Linked DNA regions of Homo sapiens: region 2 is linked to region 1. A link is an interaction called in ENCODE POLR2A ChIA-PET data of the cell type or tissue named here. Cell type or tissue: OCI-LY7. All regions are shown on one strand. Links, peaks and the distances in the headings refer to the core of each region. The heading gives the core; the rest is flanking DNA.

The links. ChIA-PET counts read pairs that join two places held together with the same protein. Peaks named below come from ENCODE experiments on the same cell type or tissue, not always from the same donor. Only the 100,000 strongest peaks of a DNase experiment are listed, where the experiment ranks them.
Region 2: POLR2A ChIA-PET joins it to region 1 with 12 read pairs; 4 of 35 experiments call an interaction of 5 or more read pairs at or near these places.

The regions. Positions count from the first base shown.
Region 1 is chr15:64,690,553-64,700,909 of GRCh38, reverse strand. It overlaps OAZ2 (ornithine decarboxylase antizyme 2), which reads left to right. Exons shown (of 5, transcript NM_002537.3): 2 at 9,319-9,476. Among named protein-coding and RNA genes, the nearest start is that of OAZ2, 7.6 kb to the left of the region's middle. RefSeq lists enhancers at 1-509, 510-1,346. In OCI-LY7, for the core only: no CTCF peak of the experiment used is centred there; a DNase peak (open chromatin) is centred at 5,219; H3K27ac peaks cover 706 bases.
Region 2 is chr15:64,292,899-64,303,068 of GRCh38, reverse strand. It overlaps CSNK1G1 (casein kinase 1 gamma 1), which reads left to right. Exons shown (of 12, transcript NM_022048.5): 2 at 2,346-2,750. The coding sequence starts at 2,570. Among named protein-coding and RNA genes, the nearest start is that of CSNK1G1, 58 kb to the left of the region's middle. In OCI-LY7, for the core only: no CTCF peak of the experiment used is centred there; no DNase peak of the experiment used is centred there.

The sequences.
Region 1 (10,357 bases), core at 1,227-9,226:
TGGCCATTTTCTTCCCCCAAGTCTCAGACTCTTAACTGGTGCCCTCCCCCTCATTTCTTCTTTGCATGCAGGAAGAAAATTCACTCGCCGTTTGATAATTTGTTATGGTCTTATTTGACCTGTTATCCCTGCCTCCCATGTTCTCTTTACCCTACAACCCATCAGCTGTTAGAGTTTCCTTTTCCAAGACTCTCCATGTCCATCCCCTCTGCATTCCCCCCTTTCACTCCATCTTCTGTAACCCAGCCCCTCGGGAGCTGAGGAGGTGGAGGCGGATATAGACACGGAGAGTGCTGGATGCAAAGGTGTTACTTGTGGCAAAGGCGCCGTGTGTGCTGAGGATAGATGGCAGGTATGAGAGAGGGCAGGATGAAGCACAGGGGTGGAGGGGAGCAGAGAGACCTACAACAAAACCCACTCAAGGGGTATGTGAGATAGACTTTTTTTTCTGTTCTTTTTGTGTGTCTGTAGTGGGGGTTGGAAAGTGGGGTGGTCTCAGCAGTCATTCTCTGGAGTCCTCTGGACTGAGCTGGTCGAAATGCCGAGTCTTTTGTAGGCTGAGCCCTGAGAGTTGAGCAACTTGGAACCAACATGTAAGAGTCTTCACCAACTGTGAGGTTGAAAGACCTGAGTTCTGGCTGAGCCAGTGTGCTTACATGTGAAAAGAAGAGGGGGTTGGGTTAACTTGACTCGAAAATTCTTTCCAGCTTCCTAAGTGGCAAAACAGGCTTGCTTGTCTCCAGGGCCCTTGCTTAGCGTGTTGGTAATTTGAGGGGCCTGGCTGTATGAGAGGCAGGTGGAGAGAGGAGCCAACTGGCCTGCCAGGGCCTGGGTAGGAGCTAGGCCTTGGATCAGGCTCCTCCACTTGGCCTGGGGGTGGGGTGTTGTGTGCAGGGTGTCTGGTTTCTTTGAGTGATGGCAATCCCATTTCCATAGCGTGTTTCCTAGATTCCTTGGGCCTGCCCCTAACTTTCTAAAAGGAATCCTGGTAGAGTCCTAACTAGGGATTCTGATAAGAGCCGGATGTTCTTCCCAGTCAGTGTTCTCGAGTGTTTCATATCCATAGAGTGGGGAGCTGGCTGGGAATTTAGCTCCCATTGGGTGGGGGATGGGATTTTCAGCTTCCCTGGCTCCAGTGAAAAACTCAGGAGGTGGAGGCTTGGTTTCCTGGAAGAAATAGTTGCAGAGGAGCTGGCACTATGTTTTGAAAACAAGGCTCTTCCTTTCCAGTGTTATTCTGATTGGTACTTCCAAAATGTCAGAATTCCTGATGGTGGGGGAGGGAAGAAGATACAAGTACGAGCACCTTTATTATCCTTTTTGAACATGAGGTTTAAATCCAAGGAAATCAAGCTTCCTGGTCTTTTTCTCCCTGGATTTGTGGGGGCAGGGAGACAGTATCTGTCCAGGGCTTGCTTTGTACCTGTGACAGTACAGTATGTAGAGAAGCACTAGCCCTGGCTTGATAGTGATATTATTATCAATCTGTGCTGATGGGCTTTGAGGAGAAACATTTGGTTCTGCAGGTGGTTTTTTGGGGGAAGGGGGCAGGGCATAAGAACATATCAGAACTATCAGCATCTTCACTGAGTGGTTTCCTGGGTAATGGAATTTCTGTCTCTTCCTAAAGGGTCTGGTTTCAGTTATTCCTTATTTATTGACAATATGGCTTGTTGGGCATGGGGTGGTAGGGAGAGCCAGTTTTCCAATGATGTGCCTTCAAGGTCACTCTATGGTAGGAGGGTTGGGGGAGAGGAGAGAGGGGAGAGAGAGAGGAGAGAGTCAAAGAGGAGAGAGAGAGAGACAGACACAGACTCTCCTAGTATAGTCAGGAATCCCCCAAAATCAGAGCTATGCTTCAGAAAGCAGTGTGGGCTAATAATAGCAATTCCTCACTCTGCCAAGAAATCCAAATTTAGCCTCAGAGCTGCTCAAAAATATAAAAAAGGGGACTGAGGAGTGGGATAGAGGGATGTTACAAATGTGCATTTCTAGAAAAACAAAATGAGTAATTCATCCCTTTTTGAAAGAGTATGCAGTGTTGATTCAAGTTGGTGCCATGATTTAGAAGGTTATGAAGCCAAAGTTACAGACCAGGCCAGGCATGGTGGCTCACACCTGTAATCCCAGCACTTTGGGAGGCTGAGACGATTGCTTGAGCCCAGGAGTTCAAGACCAGCCTGGGCAACATAGTGAGATGCCCCATCTCTTAAAAAAAAAAAAAAAAGTTATAGACAAGAAAGGGACAAGTAGGCAGGCAAGAATTTTGTCACTTAAAGTGAACAAAACAGGTAGTGTCCGGTTAGCAGCAGTAGTGTAAAATGCTTTGTATAAGATAAACCTTAAGAAAATTTCTTAGTCCTTTGATACTATATAAACAATGATGTAATTCTGTCCTGGGAAGAGGCTGGCACTGTGTGATGACCTTACTCTGCAAACTAGATTGAGGTACTTAATATGTAAAAGTAAAGTCTTATATTAAAGCTTGATTACCTAGCTATCCACTCACCTCTGGTAGCATATGTGATTGTGCGTTCCTTTGGCATATGTACCAATATCAGCTGTGTGATAAGCAAACCCCAAAGGCACAGATATTCTAGCTATCACTATAACTGTGTTTCTTGTGGAGAATCAACCAAAACCCAATTTTGCTTTCAGCCTGTGATTCAGAGTGGTGATGTCATTTTCTTTATAATTGTGCTTAGCAAGAAGAGTCCCTGTGGAACGCAGAATAGCCCTAGTGAAATGACTTTTGCCTGGCATCTGCCCAGGGGCCCTTTCTCAGATGGAAGGGGCATCGGTAGCTGGAAATCAGCCTCTACAGCCACACTAGACTGGAGGTGGTCATCACCCTCTCACCTTTCTTACTTTCTATTTTGCTAAGTGATGGCACATCTTTTTGCGTAGGGATTAGTCATCAAAGACATTCCTAGTCTCAGAGTAAAAGCTACCTGTATGAGGGAAGTGAGGGCACCTTTGGGTGTTCTATGAGGCAGGGCCTGAGACAAGAATGGGTCAGAAGAGGTTGAGAGGGGGAAATGAATGTAGAACTGTGTTGGGAATGTGGTTTTCATGTCTTCAATTGATACCAAAAGGTAGCTAATACCAAGGCCATCTGACTTTCTCTGACAGGTAATAGAAACCAGAGAGAAAGGGTGCAGAATTGAATGAGCGAAGGAGGCTACTGATTCAAGTGAAACATGATCAGAAGTATATTAAGGAGAATTTGAATTCAAGTATTTTTTAGATGTAGCTAAGTGGAAGTTACTCACAGAATTACTTTTATATGGAATCTCTTCTCTGTGTACTCTGTACTCTTTTGGTAGCCATCTGTGGGGGATTGCTTTCAGGACCTTCCCCTTACCAAAATCCAAGGGTCCATTATATAAAATAGTGTAGTATTTACATATAACCTACATATATCTTCCCATATACTTTAAATTATCTCTAGATTACTTATAATGCATAACACAATGTAAATGCTATGTAAATAGTTTTAGTGCTCTTTTTATTTGTACTTTTTTTTATTATGCTGTTGTTTATTTTTTTCCTGAGTATTTTTGATCCATGGTTGGTCAAATCCACGAATGTGGAACCTGTGGATATAGAGGACCAACTGTATGTAAATCAAAACTGACTAAAGACAGCTGGAAGTAATTTTTTTTTTTTTTTTTTTGAGGCAGAGTCTCGCTCTTTTGCCAGGCTGGAGTGCAGTGGTGCAGTCTTGGCTCACTGCAACCTCTGCCTCCCGTGTTCAAGCGATTCTGCTGCCTCAGCCTCCCAAGTAGCTGGGACTACGGGCGTGTACCACCACGCCCAGCTAATTTTTGTATTTTTAGTAGAGACGGGGTTTCATCATGTTGGCCAGGATGGTCTTGATCTCCTGACTTTGTGATCTGCCTGCCTCTGCCTTCCAAAGTGCTGGGATTACAGGCGTGAGCCACTGCGCCCGGCTGGAAGTGATTCTTTAACAGAAGATCCTTTACTTTTATCAAGAGACTTAAGGTTAATTCTAAATAGTAAGTACCCTAGAGATTTAGAAATAGCATTTGAATTATAAAAATTTTATTTACCATCATCATTGCCCAGCTGTACATCTGCTGCATACGCTGCCTGTCTGTAGTCAGTGTGTGAAATTGTAACCTGCTAAGGGCATTTCAGACAACAGTTTCACAGACACTTTAAATTAGAGGCAGCAGGATGTGATATGTTAGTAGCACTCATATGTATTCTGAGGAGTGTTTCCAAGGGCATGTCCTATCACTGAGAAAATAAAAGGCACTAACAGATTGGCTCTAATCTTCCATCTCTCTTCCGAATTGCCTTGTATGCTGGATACCTGACACCTTAGTTTCTGGCATGGGATATATGTATTTTTTTCTCTTCCAAAGCAGGACCAGCCCAGCTGGATGTTTGGGTTCGGTCTGATACATTTGATTTTCCTTAATCAGCCTGATCTTTTCAGCCTCTGAAAAGGACTGAGATTCTTTTTTTTTTTTTTTGAGACAGTCTCGCTCTGTCACCCAGGCTGGAGTGCAGTGGCACGATCTCAGCTCACTGCAACCTCCGCCTCCCTGGTTCAAGCAATTCTCCTACCTCAGCCTCCCAAAGTGCTGGGATTACAGGGATGAGCCACCATGCCCAGCCTGTTTCTTAAATCATCCTTTAGGTGGTTGAGATTAAACAATGCCTGCCCTCAAGTGGTGTGACCAGGAGGTGAGGAAGGATTGGAAAAAGCTGGGGATAGGAGCCAGTTAGAAACAAGACTAAACTGAATATGAAACCCAACCTGGTTTGGATCTTATGATAGGAAGACTTGTGTTTAGAAGTCACTGTCTGTTGTGCTTAAATTCTTCCAGGATTCATTATTCCTAATGAGCTTGGTGGCGTAGCTTCAATACCATTTGAACACTAAAGCCATTATCAGAAGAGAAGGCCATTACTGGGTAATTTCATGCCCCTTAATGTCTTTAACTACCACATACGTACCCATCCCCCTTCCTTTCTCACTTCAGAAATGACAGGTTTTTTGGAAGAGAAGCAATTTGCCATTCACAGCAAGTAACTAATAACAGATGCTTTATGTGGACGATGAAGATAATTATTGTGATCTACTGTCTACTAAACTTATCGCAAACCCCAGCTGTTTCTTTTAGGGAACTGGAACTAGTTCCCAGAGTGGGGGCTTGAAACACCCCTCCACCCCCACTCACACACACACTTGCTTATCTGCGCAGATTTATGGGGGAGGAGCAGAGAGCCTCCAGGATCCTTGTATGTGAGAATGGGGAAGTAAATGACATGTTACCATGGCGTAGATATCTTGCGTTTATTTGAAGAGGAGAGAGATCAGGAAACCAGAAATATCACAAGCCCCACTGCTAAATATGACTAGCTTAAAGAAAGAAATATCACAAGCTCATAGATTAGTGCTGGACACAGGGCAGGCAGGCTCCAGGGATTACTTCTAGGAAGACAAAGGGTATTATGGTCTAAAAAAAAATCCTCACTTTATTCTTGTCTTTTCAGTGAGTTGGCCCATTGCTTCTGCTGTTTGCAAGTAAAAATTAGCTAAGAATCAAGATGGTAGTTGGGATGCAGGGCAGAGGTTGAATGCAGCTCGCTCATCTAAAGACCATTTGAGGAATAATTCCTTTGGAAGTAGGAGCCTGGCACCAGAATTCTAGAATTGCAAGGGCTTGGTGATTGATAGGGTTATTTTGTGAACCTAATTAATTCTCTGTATACAAGATGATAATCTGTCTATCCCAGAGGGGTTTGCCCCATCTTTGGGTAGCTCCACTGACCAATAGAAGCAAACCAGCTTTCTCCCGTGGTCCAGCCCTCCTTATGCCCCTGCAGGAACCTCAGCACAGAGAAGTGATCATTGGGGAATGAGAACGGAATCATATGATGTGGTGCATGTGTGTGCATTTGCTTGGGGAAACTCCCCTCACCAAACTCTTGTCTTATTTTTTCTAGTCTGGACACTGTTATTCTGCCCCTTAACACATTGGAAGGGGGAATCACAATAGCTCATTGTCCCCAGCAGAAAATAACTCCTGTCCTTGAAAACAGTAGCATAGTCCTCTGTTAAGCCCTTTCTGTTTTTTTGTTTGTTTTTGTTTTTTTGAGACAGAGTTTTGCTCTTGTTGCTCCGGCTGGAGTGCAGTGGCGTGGTCTTGGCTCACTGCAACCTCCACCTCCCGGGTTCAAGCGATTCTCCTGCTTCGGCCTCCTTAGTAGTTGGGACTACAGGCACGCTCCACCACACCCGGCTAATTTTTGTGTTTTCAGTAGAGACGGGGTTTCACCATGTTGGCCAAGCTGGTCTCAAACTCCTGACCTCAGGTGATCCATCCACTTTGGCCTCCCAAACTGCTGGGATTACAGGCGTGAGCCACCACGCCTGGCCGTTTTTGTTTTGAGCTGAAGTTTCGCTCTGTCATCCAGGCTGGAGTGCAGTGGCACAATCTTGGCTCACTGCAGCCTCCACCTCCCAGGTTCAAGTGATTCTCCTGCATCAGCCTCCTGAGTAGGTGGGTCTACAGGTGCACACCACCACACCCGGCTAATTTTTTTGTATTTTTAGTAGAGATGGGGTTTCACCATATTGGCCAGGCTGCTCTCAAACTCCTGACTTCAAGTGATCCACCCGTCTCTGTCTCCCAAAGTGTTGGGATTACAGGCATGAGCCACTGCGCCCAGTTCAGCCTTTTCTGTTAACAGCTGTTGATGAGGCCGAGAGTGGAGGAGGTGAGGATGACCTGAGGTTTTCCAGAGGAGGGAAGAGGTAGATATGTGGTTACACCCCTAGATTTTTTTTTTTTTTTTTTGGGGGGGAGGAATCTGGCTCTGTCACCCAGGCTAGAGTGTAGTGGCACAATCTCGGCTAACTGCAGCCTCCACCTCCTGGGTTCAAGAAATTCTTCTGCCTCAGGCTTTTGAGTACCTGGCATTACAGGCACCTGCCACCACGCCCGGCTAATTTTTGTACTTTTAGTAGAGGTGGGGTTTCGCCATGTTGGCCAGGCTGGTCTTGAACTCCTGAGCTCAAGTGATCCTCCCTCCTCGGCCTCCCAAAGTGCACCCCTAGATACTGATGCTGCTCCTCACCCATGGACACTTCCCTGGGAAATCCATTTCTCAAAGAAATTTCCAAGTATACTTGTAGGCCCCCAGTTGAAATCTTTGAGAGAACAGACCCTAGGAGCTGAGCAGTGACGGGTTTGGACTTGCATTTTCAGCTGGAGTGCAGATACAGTTCTGCTAATAGGACTGCCCCTTTGGTTACTGTACCATTGCCATGTTAGGTGTGAATTCAGTTTTGTTGCTCTTCATTTAGAAGAATCCAAAATTGGCATGCCATGCTATATAAAGCAAAGGACAGTGTGAAGAATAGTTACCTCACACCGTTTTACAATGGCTTTCAGGGAAAAAAAAGCCCTGACTTACAGCATTTGGGGACTTTCGCAGTGTAAATACTCCTCCTTTGGCCAATTCAGGCTACCAACATGACATCATTAAACACATATTTGGCAAGAGATGTGCACGATTGTGTGAGCTGGCCCCAGCACACCACTGCAATACCCGCTAAATGTATCCAGTGCATTCCAGCTGCTCTGAGGCTGATGTGTGGTGGCTGGGGAACAGGCCTGTTGCTGAGTCGTGGTGTGTACACACACACACAATTTACCTCCTTCTCTGTTTCACTTGCCCTTGGCCTAGGGAATGAACTACATCTCAGTCTAAGGAACCACTAAATTGGATTCAAAGACAGTTGAGCAGATCTACAGCCCTGTTGGGTCCATCCGAAAATCAAGGTGGCCAGTAAGGTGACAGCTCTTTTAGGAGCCTTTTACCTGCTATAATCTGTCTGATTATTGGATTCTTTACTCAGGTCATAGCACGTATCCTCCTCTCCCAGCACATAGCCTGCACCCAGCACATCTGAGTGTGTGTTCTGACCACATCACTATTATGTGACCTCCCACGCTCAGGTCACGAAAGGATCAGCAAAGAAGGGCAAGAAGGCCCAGCATTTGGTGCATACCAGGGGCAAATCAGACATCACAGTATTCTATGTACTATTGTGTACCTCTGCTCTGGGAGCCAAATCCCTGGATTTAGTTTTATTCTTAACCATTGAGGGATTTGGTTAAATGATTTCTCACTCCAGCTGGGTGTGGTGGCTCATGCCTGTAATCCCAGCACTTTGGGAGGCTGAGGCCAGCGGATCACTGGAGGTCAGGAGTTCCAGACCAGCCTGACCAACATGGTGAAACCCTGTCTCTACTAAAAAATACAAAATTAGCCAGGCGTGGTGGCGCATGCCTGTAATCCCAGCTACTTGGGAGGCTGAGGCAGGAGAATCACTTGAACCTGGGAGGCAGAGGTTGCAGTGAGCCAAGTGCGTACCACTGCACTCCAGCCTGGGAAACGAGTGAAACTCTGTCTCAAAAAAAAAAAAAAAAAAAAAAAGTTTCTCACCCCAGTTCCTTTGCTCAGAAGGGGGATGGGGCCATCACTGGGGAAGTAGCCTTGAGAGTTCCTCAGGAACAGGGTACCCAGACCATATGACTTCCCCTCTCCAGCCTGTAACTGTGGGCCTTTTTGATTCTGCCACATAGGTGGTTGAGGCACCATAGGGAAATGAAAAGAGACTGGCACAGGGTTTGAGGCTTGGCAGGTAAGCCAGGACCTGGTGATTTCCAAGGTCTGCCCAGTGCCACAGTGATTTGTTAGAAGATTGCTAGGTGCTCCTCCGGTCAAATAAACCCAGCTGGAGTCCCTTGGCCCTCCTGAGACTTCCTCCCCATGACTTTGCAACACGGTGGGTTCCCCTTAAGACAGCAGCGTAGTTCTGGAAGCTGAAGCCCACAGGACTGGGGCAGCTGGGAGCGTTCATAAGCCTTCCCTTGTTTAGAGAGAGCCAGGATGGGGTGGGGGTGGGATTTGAGTTATATCTTTACATCTTGGCCGGGCGCAGTGGCTCACGCCTATAGTCCTAGCACTTCGGGAGGCTGAGGTGGGTGGATCATGAGGTCGGGAGTTCGAGACCAGCCTGGCCAACATGGTGAAACCCCATCTCTACTAAAAATAGAAAAATTAGCTGGGCATGGTGGCGTGCACCTGAAATCCCAGCTGCTCGGGAGGCTGAGACAGGAGAATCGCTTGAGCTTGGGAGGTGGAGGTTGCAGTGAGCCGAGATCGTGCCACTGCACTCCAGCCTGGGCGACAGAGCGAGACTCCGCCTCAAAAAAAAAAAAAATCGTCAAGTCTTGGTGTTTACTGTCTCACCCTCTCTGTCTCTTGCAGTAGTATTTTGCCTTTGAGTAACTGTCCCCAGCTCCAGTGCTGCAGGCACATTGTTCCAGGGCCTCTGTGGTGCTCCTGATGCCCCTCACCCACTGTCGAAGATCCCCGGTGGGCGAGGGGGCGGCAGGGATCCTTCTCTCTCAGCTCTAATATATAAGGTAAGGAGGACCCTGGGATGGAAGGCTGGGGTTGGAGCTTTCTCAGACTCCACTGTGCTGCTGCTCAAGGGGAATAATCACTTTCTTAGTCTTCTGGCTCTTAGCCTAGGCCAGTGGGGGGACTGTGAAGGACTCTTTCAGCTGAGGCTGTTGCATGGCTTATTGGGAATACTAGAGGAGAGATATCAGCACCATTTGTTGCCTTTTAATCTGCTGTAATTGAGGCCCAGAAGTTAGTTTAGCTTCTCACTAAGACTGGGATGGAAGGTTAGCAAGGCAGCTGAATTCTGGGCTTTTGAGATTGTGCCCAAGGGAGATAACACGGACCCTGCAGTCCACTTGGAATCAGACTTTGGCTGACTGGGGCTCCAGCCAAACCCTCATACATACCCTCATTTGTTTTTGGTATTTCCCTTTCTGACAGGGAAGGAAAAGAACATGGTGTTGGGGGAAAGCGTGGGCTTTCGAGTCAGGGAGACCTGGGTTTGAATCTCATCTCTGCCATTCACTGTCTTTGGAGCCTTGGGTCAGTTGCTTCATTATTCTCAGACTTAAAGTGGAGTTGTTAATTACCATCTCAAGTGCTTGTCATGATGATAAAGGTAATATATGGGACAGCACTTTGTACTTGGCACCTAGTGGACAATTTAGGTAAATATTTCCCTTTCTGTTTTGCTAGCTTTTACCACCATCAACTGGTCTTAGTGCCTGGTGAGTGACAGCTCCTTTTAGCCATCATGAAGCTCTGCGTTTTCAGCATGGCCTCTATCCCACGCTACCCTGACACTGGCCTAAGGGGACTCCCAGCATCGCCTAGATTAGGGAGTGGATGATATGGCCAGAAGCAGTAGTGACCTGGTCCTCTGCCCTGCTTTCCTTCC
Region 2 (10,170 bases), core at 904-8,903, 400 kb after region 1:
AACCTGACAAATACTGTGTGTTCTTCTAATACATACATGTAAGTAAACATGGATAATGAGGGCTATGTGTGATTATTCCATCTAATGTTATACTAGTCTAAGTGCAATGGAAGAAATTAGTGCAAAGTATTATAAAAATAACATCCATCTGTTGGAAAAAACAGTGAGCAAAAATGAAAAATATGAAGAGAAATAGGCAATGTAATATAGTTTCCAAATCTTTATAAATGAGGCTATTGTAGTGATAATTTTTGAAAATGTGTGAGTTCATTGAATACTTATAAATTGACTGAATTGGGCCAAGACACATTCTGCCTCTGTCCTCATATTAACTTATAATGGAAGGAAGTATAGTTGACAGTCTCACGTATAGACATACTCCCAACAATTATGATATTTTTTTCTCTTTCTTTCTAATATCATTTGAGGGATTTAGGCAAAAGACAAGGATAACCGGGATAGTGGATATACTTGAAAATAGGAGAAACAATGAGGAAATATGAATTCTTAATGTTGTTCATGTAGGAAGTTCAGTAGTTGCTGACCTCCTTTGATCGCTTTGATTTTTTTTTCCTTTACAGAATATACATTATAAATGTAAATCTATTGTAAAGCAAAGAAAACAAAAATGAAAAGCAGTTTATTTAAACTATAATAAAGCAATCAGAGGCCAGGCATGGTGGCTCACGCCTGTAATCCCAGCACTTTGGGAGGCTGAGGTGGTTGGATCACCTGAAGTCAGGAGTTCGAGACCAGCCTGGCCAACATGGTGAAACCCCGTCTCTACTAAAAATACAAAAAATTAGCTGGGTGTGGTAGCAGGCACCTGTAATTCCAGCTACTTGGGAGGCTGAGGCAGGAGAATCGCGTGAACCTGGGAGGCAGAGGTTGCAGCTAGCCGAGATCTCGCCATTGCACTCCAGCCTAGGCAACGAGCGAAATTCCATCTCAAAAATAAATAAATAAATAAATAAAGCAAACAGATTGTATTATTGGATTATGTGCCCACTTGTACAGTCAGCTGACAGCTTTTTACCTGTTACTTTAGTAGGGAATTACAGGTCCTCAGGAAGTTTAGAGTATAGGTGTCTTTGCTTTGTTGTATAATTGGTGATAATAACCAAACATTTGACATTTGTTCTAATTCTCTTAAGTTTTCTTTCTTTCTTTCTTTTTTTTTTTGAGACGGAGTCTCACTCTGTCACTCAGGTGGGAGTGCAGTAGCACGAGCTCGGCTCACTGCCACCTCCACCTCCTAGGTTCAAGCTATTCTCCTGCCTCAGCCTCCCGAGTAGCTGGGATTACAGGTGCCTGCCACCACGTCCAGCTAATTTTTATATTTTTAGTAGAGACAGGGTTTTGCCATGTTGGCCAGGTGGTCTCAAACTCTTGACCTCAGGTGATCTGCCTGCCTTGGCCTCCCAAAGTGCTGGGATTACAGGCGTGAGCCACCACACCTGGCCTTCTTTTCACTTAAGTTTTAAGGAAAACATTTATGAAAGTGAAATATAAGTGTGTGTTTAGTATGTGATTGGTGATAGCAGTATTTTTTTTTTTGTTAAGAATACTCACATGGATAATCAAATATAGCATCAAAATTATCTCATTGCAAACATTTGTGTTGGGCTCAGTCCTGAATTTGGACACTGCAGAATTCTGGTAGAGATGAATGTTACGCTTAAGATTTTTTTTTTTTTTTTGCTTTATTTTCACTTTGGGGTTCTGCAAAGGATCTCTTTTTGGCACTCTGTCATTGCATACTCAGCATACAGCAAAAACCACCAAAAGTTTAGCTTTTCAGAACTTTAGGACTACTTAATACCAATAGAGTTTTGGAAGTTCCTTCATAGAGGTTGTCTGTGTTGATTGGTAACTGAAGATTACATAATTCTTGCTAGTGCTTGGTAAATGCTTGGATAGGGGAATGGGGGAGTGAATAGTCTAATTTCTTATAAGTTTTGGCGAAATTAAAAGGAAGAGCTTAAAATTAAATCATCCTCAGTTTCTTTAACTTGATTTTAGCACTGCTCTGTATTTCTGTTAGCCAGTGATGAAAAACAATTGTCTTTCTTTTTGGTCATAGATACATTACTAGAAGAAAGCATTCTATATTAAAGGCTTGTGTGTTTCTGTAGCTTCTATGGTTTGCAGCCTACTGAGCTTATGATACTATGTGAATAACTAATCCAGATGGTTAAACTATTGGAGGATAGAAAACCAAAACCCATTTCAGAAGCTATGCATTTTGCTCACCTTTGGATAGGATTCATTCTAATTGGTAGTGACTTTCTGAATTTGTTTCAAAATTTAATTTTTAACTACATGTTTTCTTGATTTTTACCTAGGTTACAAGATGTTCACCTAAGATTGAGACCTAGTGACTACATTTCCTACGGGAACAAATAAATGGTTTTTCATCTCCCGGAGATACATTACAAACAAATATGGTGCTAAAAGAACTCCTTACCTTTCTCTGACTACAATTTATTTGGACATACTTTTGTATTGAAGAGAGGTATACATACTGAAGCTACTTGCTGTACTATAGGAGACTCTGTCCTGTAGGATCATGGACCATCCTAGTAGGGAAAAGGATGAAAGACAACGGACAACTAAACCCATGGCACAAAGGAGTGCACACTGCTCTCGACCATCTGGCTCCTCATCGTCCTCTGGGGTTCTTATGGTGGGACCCAACTTCAGGGTTGGCAAGAAGATAGGATGTGGGAACTTCGGAGAGCTCAGATTAGGTAAGCACTTGGTTATGTCAGTGACTTCTACTAACAACAATACCTATGATAAGCTTTGGTGTGTTTCAAGACAAGCCGTTTATAGTTTTACAAGAAATTTTTCTTAAGGAGAACCTGTTGTTAAGAAATAATTTGTGAAGGGGCACTATAGTCATTATCAATTATTTGTTATCCAAGGCTCATCTCTCTTTATGTGTGTGCGATGGGCTTTTAAGTTTTCTACCAGTTCTGAGATTTTCTGATGAACATAGAGTTGCATACAGATATCAGTAAAATGCAGACTCTGATTTAGGATGTCTGAGGTGGAGCCCCAAATTCTGCATATTTTTACAAATTCCAGGTGATGCAGATGCTGTTGGTCTTTTAAGAAGGACATAAGGCCTTGGTTTAATTCAGACTCTGCCCCTGAAAAGAAAAGAGTAAATCCTTACTCAGTAATACCCAGGCTTAGTCTGCAAGGATATACAGTACATCCTGTTTGGAGAAATTTTCCAAAAGATAATTTGTTTGCGTTTCTTCCTGGAGTTTCCAGCATTAGAATTAAGTTAGAACTCCAAGGAGAAGTTAGGCAATTTTATTTCCCAACTAAGGCAATGGATTTTCTATTTCAATTATGAATTTATGGGTGAGATGGAAAATAATGACAAAATTAATCTGTCTAAAAATGTGAGATTGGGAAGAAGGTACATTGGGTATTTATATATATATATAAAATTTTTTTTTTTTTGAGATGGAGTCTTACTCTGTCGCCCAGGCTGGAGTGCAGTGGCGCGATCTCGGCTCACTGCAAGCTCTGCCTCCCGGGTTCATGCCATTCTCCTGCCTCAACCTCCCAAGTAGCTGGGACTACAGGCATCCGCCACCACGCCCGGCTAATTTTGTTTTTGTATTTTTAGTAGAGACAGGGTTTCACCATGTTAGCCAGGATGGTCTTGATCCTCTGACTTCGTGATCCGCCCGCCTCGGCCTCCCAAAGTGCTGGGATTACAGGCGTGAGCCACCGCGCCCGGCCATTTATATACTTTTTAATGGCTCTCCCTTGATGAGTGGGATAGAGAAAATAAAAGGCCGTATAAATATATGAAGTTGGAAATTAGCCTGGAGAATGTGGAAAGGTCATCTTTTAGGCTAAAGTGTTTTCTTTTCCTTCATAGCTCTTGAGACTGTGGATTAATGTGAAGACTCATTGTAAGAAACTTTGGCCCTTTGGGGGGAGTGGTGGGAGGGTGGGAACATAATGTAATTATGTTTGTTACCTCTGCTACTTCTTTTTCTTTTTGAGATGGAGTGTTGCTCTGTCACCCAGGCTGGAGTGCAGTGGTGCGATCTCAGCTCACTGCAACCTCCTCTTCCCAGGTTCAAGTGATTCTTGTGCCTCATCCTCCAGAGTAGCTGGGACTTACAGGCATGTGCCACCATGCCCAGCTTATTTTTTTTTTTTTTGTATTTTTGTGGAGACGGGCTCTTGCCATATTGGCCAGGCTGGTCTTGACCTCCTGGCCTCAAGTGATCCACCCGCCTCGGCCTCCCAAAGTGCTGGGATTACAGGCTGAGCCACTACGCCTGACCACCTCTGCTACTTGTGATGGTCCTGCATAGAGAACATGGACAAAATCTTATCTCTGATCCCCCATAGAGAGCCTTGGAGAAACATCACTATACTAGCCAGAGACCATTTGAATTTAAGAATGATGAGAATGGATTTATTTTTACTGTTAGAAGGCTGACAACCTGGAAATTCAGGACTTAATTAGGATAATGAAAGGATCTTTATATTTAGAATTGTGTTCGGGTTACCAAAGCCAGCAGATGCTACTTACAATACGAGTAAGATGTGTAATTACTGCTTTACTTTCTAGCAATCACAGAGTTGCTTTAACGAATAGTTCTGTGAATATTTCTTTATGTCATAAATTGACTGTAACATCACAGTACTACTTGGATGGATTAAATAATTATGACATAAACATCCATAAAATGATTGCTAAGAGGCAGTTTCTAAAGCATCTAAATCTTTGAATTCTCAAAACATCAGACAATTGTTTCATTTCTGTGAAAGTGAAGAAAAACCTTGGTGAATTAAAAGTGGAAATCTGTTTAATCACTGAAGTCTAGATTTGTATTATAAGTTTACGTGGGAAGGGAAAAATTCATTCAGTTAAAAGCATACATTTATAGCCCATATATATTTTCAGAGTAGTATTGTGTTTTGTTTCCTCTTTGAATCTGAGATAATTTTGATGTTTCTCATTTGGACTTGCCTGTAGTCAGAAGAACTTGTCTTTCTTTTCATGTGCTTTTACTCTTCTCTGCTTATCAAGTTTTCATTAGCCCTGGGACCATACTGTTATGGCCTTGTATCTAGAAAAGATACTTTCAGAATTATCTGGCATCTTCCTGACAATAGAGTGGGCTGCATACCCCATTCCGTCATTTTCTTGTTCTAATATTAGCGAGGAGAAGATTGTAAACTACAAAATTCCAAAGTCAAGGCAGGTGCAGTCAGCCTACATCATGGCTACCACCTACAAAGCTCTGCTTCTCTAAACTAATTTCCTTTCCTAGACACACAGTCTGTCAAACAGCCAAGTGCATTTCTTCTTATTCTTTTTTTTTTTTTGAGAGACAGGGTCTTGCTCTGTTACCCGCCCTGGAGTGCAGTGGCATGATCATAGCTCACGCAGCCTCCAACTCCCAGGCTCAAGCGATCCTCCTACTTCAGCCTCCTTAATAGCTAGTGCATAAGAACACGCCCAGCTAATTTTTTTATTTTTAAATGTTTTGTAGAGATGATGTTTTGCAGGCTGGTCTTGAACTCCTGGCCTCAAGCGATTCTCCTGCCTTGGCCTTCCAAAGTGTTGGGATTACAGATGTGAGCCGCCACACCTGACCAACCGTGTGCATTTCTGCTTCAGAGCCTTTACACTTGCAATTCCTTCTGCTTGCAGAATTATTTCCCTAAAATTTTGCGTAGTGGGTTGTTTCTCATCCTTTAGGCCTCAGCTTATGTCTTACCTTCTCAGAGAAACATTCTATCACTTGTTCCTCATTCTCATTTAAAATAGCACGTTTCTTCTCTAGCACATCCTGTCTCGTCAAACTGCTTTATTTTATTCATTGCATTCATCACTATCTGAAATGACCATATGTATGTTTCCCTATTAATTGCCTCTCCTTACTTGAATATAAGCCCTTTAAAGGGCAGGGATTCTTTCTGTATTGTTTACTGTTATTTATGAGATGGAAGGATAAAAAGCTGATGAATAGGAAGAGGGGGGAAAATAAAGCATACTTTCTTTGGGCTCCAGGTTTATGTGGGGGTGGTGGTAGATAGTAGACCTATCGGTTCCAAACAGCAAAAAAAAAAAAAAAAAAAAAAAAGTAACGATAGTGCATTTTGGTTCTCTGCAAATGTTTCCACCCCATTATACAGTTTTCTTTTTTTTTTTTCTTTTAGATGGAGTTTTGCTCTTTTTGCCCAGGCTAGAGTGCAGTGGCACAATCTCGGCTCACTGCAACCTCTGCCTCCCGGGTTCAAGTGATTCTCCTGTCTCAGCCTCCCAAGTAGCTGGGATTACAGGCGTGTGCCTCCATGCCCGGCTAATTTTTTATTTTTAGTTGAGGCAGGGTTTCACCATGTTGGCCAGGCTGGTCTCGAACTCCTGACCTCAGGTGATCTGCCCACGTCAGCCTCCCAAAGTGCTAGGATTACAGGCGTGAGCCACTGCACCCAGCCTTCATCATACATTTAACAACTATTTCTTGAATATTTACTGATACTAGACTCTGGGAAGGATAGAAATAAGAAGATATAGTTTTTGTCTCTACAAATACCACAGTCTAGTGGTAGACAGAGAAAAACAAATTGCAATACAAAGTGATAATATAGCAGATTGGGGGCTGGGTGTAGTGGCTTATGCCTGTAATCCCAGCACTTTGGGAGGCCAAGGCAGGCAGATGACTTGAGCTTAGGATTTCAATACCAACATGAGCAACGTGGCAAAACCTCGTCTCTACAAAAAATACAAAAATTAGCTGGGTGTGGTGGTATGCACCTGTAGTCCTAGCTACTTGGGAGGCTGAGATGGGAGGATGGCTTGAGCCTGGGAGCCTGATGCTACCATGAGCCAAGATCACATCACTGCACTCCAGCCTGGGCGACAGAGTGAGACCGTGTCTCAAACAAACAAAAAACCAGATTGTATGGAAACTACATTGGCAGAGAAGGTTAATAAAGGCTTCAAAGAGGAGGTATGATTTGATGATAGGACAGGATTTCTGCTGGTAGACATAAGGAAGAAGAGCTTGTGCAGGATACACAATCACTAGATACTGTGCAAGTGCCCAGCATATCACAGCAGCATTTAGTTATACATGACTGGGTCATAGGATGTGAAGTGAAAGAAAAGTAATAGAATGAAGCTTTTAGGTAAGTTGGGACGAAATTGTGAAGTGTTTGCATATATTAAAGCATTTGGACTTTATCCTGTAGGCAATGGGGTCGAATCATCAGGAGTTTTACAACAGAGTGACATAATCTAGTTTATATTCCAGAAAGAGAATTCGGGTTGTATTGTAAGATTAGATCAAATAGGAAAGAAGTTGACATCTTGTAGATTTTGCTCTAATTGTAATACTTATCATGTTGTACTTTATTCTTCCATTTCTCTCTCCCAAGATAGGTGTAAGGGTATTACTTTGCTTTTTAGTCCTCATATTCTAATTCCTTTCACTGTGTGTGGTATGTAATGGGTACTCAAGAAAGGCTGAATTGTCCAGGTCAGAAGTAGCAGGGCCTTTGGTCTTAGCTCTGAAAATGGAAGTGAGATGGAGAGAGGACAGGGTAAATTAGAAATTTTAGACATAGACTTTAGGCAGGATTTAGTCACTAATTATTTGATGGGAAGAAGTCAAAGATGACTAAATGTGCCAGCTTGAAGAGACCTTATAAATGAGGAAGATGTAAACCCATTTATGCCGGAAGCTGCAAATTTTTTTGTGAAAAATCAGACCTTGGTGATGACCTCGAGCAGTGTATATAAATAACTCCCACCAGCCTAGCGTTCCAATAATGGAACACTAGGCATAAATGAGTTAATTGAGATAGTAAATATAGGACTAGGGAGAGTGGTTGGGAAGGCAGGTAAGATAGAGTTTGTGAATATTTGAGGACTGGGTGACACATATGCAGAAATGCATATCTGAGACTTAGAAAGTTAGGCTTGAGATAGGGATTAAGAAATCACACCAAACTAGAGATGGGGTTTCACCATGTTAGCCAGGATGGTCTTGATCTCCTGACCTTGTGATCTACCCACCTCGGCCTCCCAAAGTGCTGGGATTATAGGCATGAGCCACCGCGCCTGGCCACCCCCCGACCCTCTTTTTTTTTTTTTTTTTTTTTTTGAGACGAAGTTTCACTCTTGTTGTCCAGGCTGGAGTGCAATGGCACGATCTTGGCTCACTGCAACCTCCGCCTCCTGAGTTCAAGCGATTCTCCTGCCTCAGTCTCCCAAGTAGCTGGGATTACAGGCACCTGCCACAACGCCCAGCTAATTTTTTGTATTTTTTGTAGAGACGGGGTTTCACCATGTTGGCCAGGCTGGTCTTGAACTCCTGACCTCAGGTGATCTGCCTGCCTTGGCCTCCCAAAGTGCTGGGATTACAGGTATGAGCCACCACTCCTGGCCCTTCCCTATCTTTTTAAAATGAGCCATGTGTATTTTGTAATCAGCAAAAAGTAGTAATCAAAGCAAAACAATTTCATTAAAGCAAATTTTTTTAAAAAGAAAATACACTTATTGCTTAAAATTTTTTTTTAATTCTACTTTAGAGGTGTCTGTGGAGATAACCAGTAATGATGGTTTAATTTTCTACAGCTCAAAAATGTGTATTAGGACATATTTTAGAAATGCAATCAAATTGTGCTCTAAGCTTCCTCTTATGGCTGGGCGTGGTGCCTCATGCCTGTAATCCCAGCCCTTTGAGAGGCCGAGGTGGGCGGATCACCTGAGATCAGGAGTTTGAGACCAGCCTGGCCAACATGGTGAAACCCCATCTCTACTAAAAATACAAAGAATTAGCCGGGCTTGGTGACGGACGCCTGTAATCCCAGCTACTCGGAAGGCTGAGACAGGAGAACCAGTTGAACCTGGGAGATGGAGGTTGCAGTGAGCTGAGACTGCACCACTGCACTCCAGCCTGGGAGACAGAGTGAGACTCCGTCTCAAAAAAAGAAGCCTCTTTTTATTGCTTAATAGAGCATGAACATCTTGTTTCAACTTAAATATATCTCATCAATTTTAAATATTTCTATAGTATTCAATTTAGCCATTATCAATATACACAAAAATTATTTTGTATTTTAATACTATAATTAATACAGTACTCCTGCAGTCCCCAACTTTTTTGGCACCAGGGACCCATTTCATGGAAGACAATTTTTCCATGTACCAGGGGTGGAGGATGGTTTCAGGATGAAACTGTTCCACCCTAGATCATCAAGTATTAGATGTAGGCTAGATCCCTCACATGCACAGTAATAGGGTTTGCACTCCTGTGAGAATCTAATGCTGCCACTGATCTTTCAGGTGGCACTCAGGTGGTAATGCTTGCTTACCCACTGCTCACCTCCTGCCATGCAGCCTGGTTCCTAACAGGGCCACGGACTGGCACTGGTCTACTCGATCTCCTTGTATTTAAAGTTGGTTTAATTTCTTAGACTACATCCTGGAAGCGTACTTTTTGTGTCAAAGGATATGTACGTTTGCAATTTTGTTACACATTGTCAGTTTGCCCTCCAAAAAGATGTTTCACTTTGTGTGTATGTGTGTCCTTGTGCTTATTTCCTCCAGTGCTTCAGAAATCTTAAACAATATCAAGAATCTTTTCATCTATGACAGTCTGATAGGGGAAAATGGTATTACTTAAATGTGTATGTGTTCATAGGTGAAGTTAAACATACTTACACATATTTGCTTATTTTTTTAAAGAGTATTTCTATGTGGCCTTTGCTCATTTTCAATGGAAAGATTATTTCTGTGGAGTCTTTTGTGTACTGCCTCAATGAAAGGAGAATTATGAAGATTTAAGACAGAAGGGAAAATTGATGGATAGTGATTGTGTAGGTAGGAGGACATGATGGGATGAAAACAGATTTTATAGATTGATACTAACTGAAAATCATGGGGAATCTTGTGAGAACTTTCTCATTTTTAAAGTTTTGAGCCTTCTGCTGAATCAGGCCTGGAAAGAATCATGTAAACATTAAAATAAAATTATTTTCCTCTAGAGTTAAGAAAATATACATCCTCAATGTACAAATAATTGCTGATGTTTTTCTTAGTTGCAAGAATAAGTAGATAGATGATATTTATTTATTTATTTATTTATGAGATGGAGTCTCGCTCTATCACCAGGC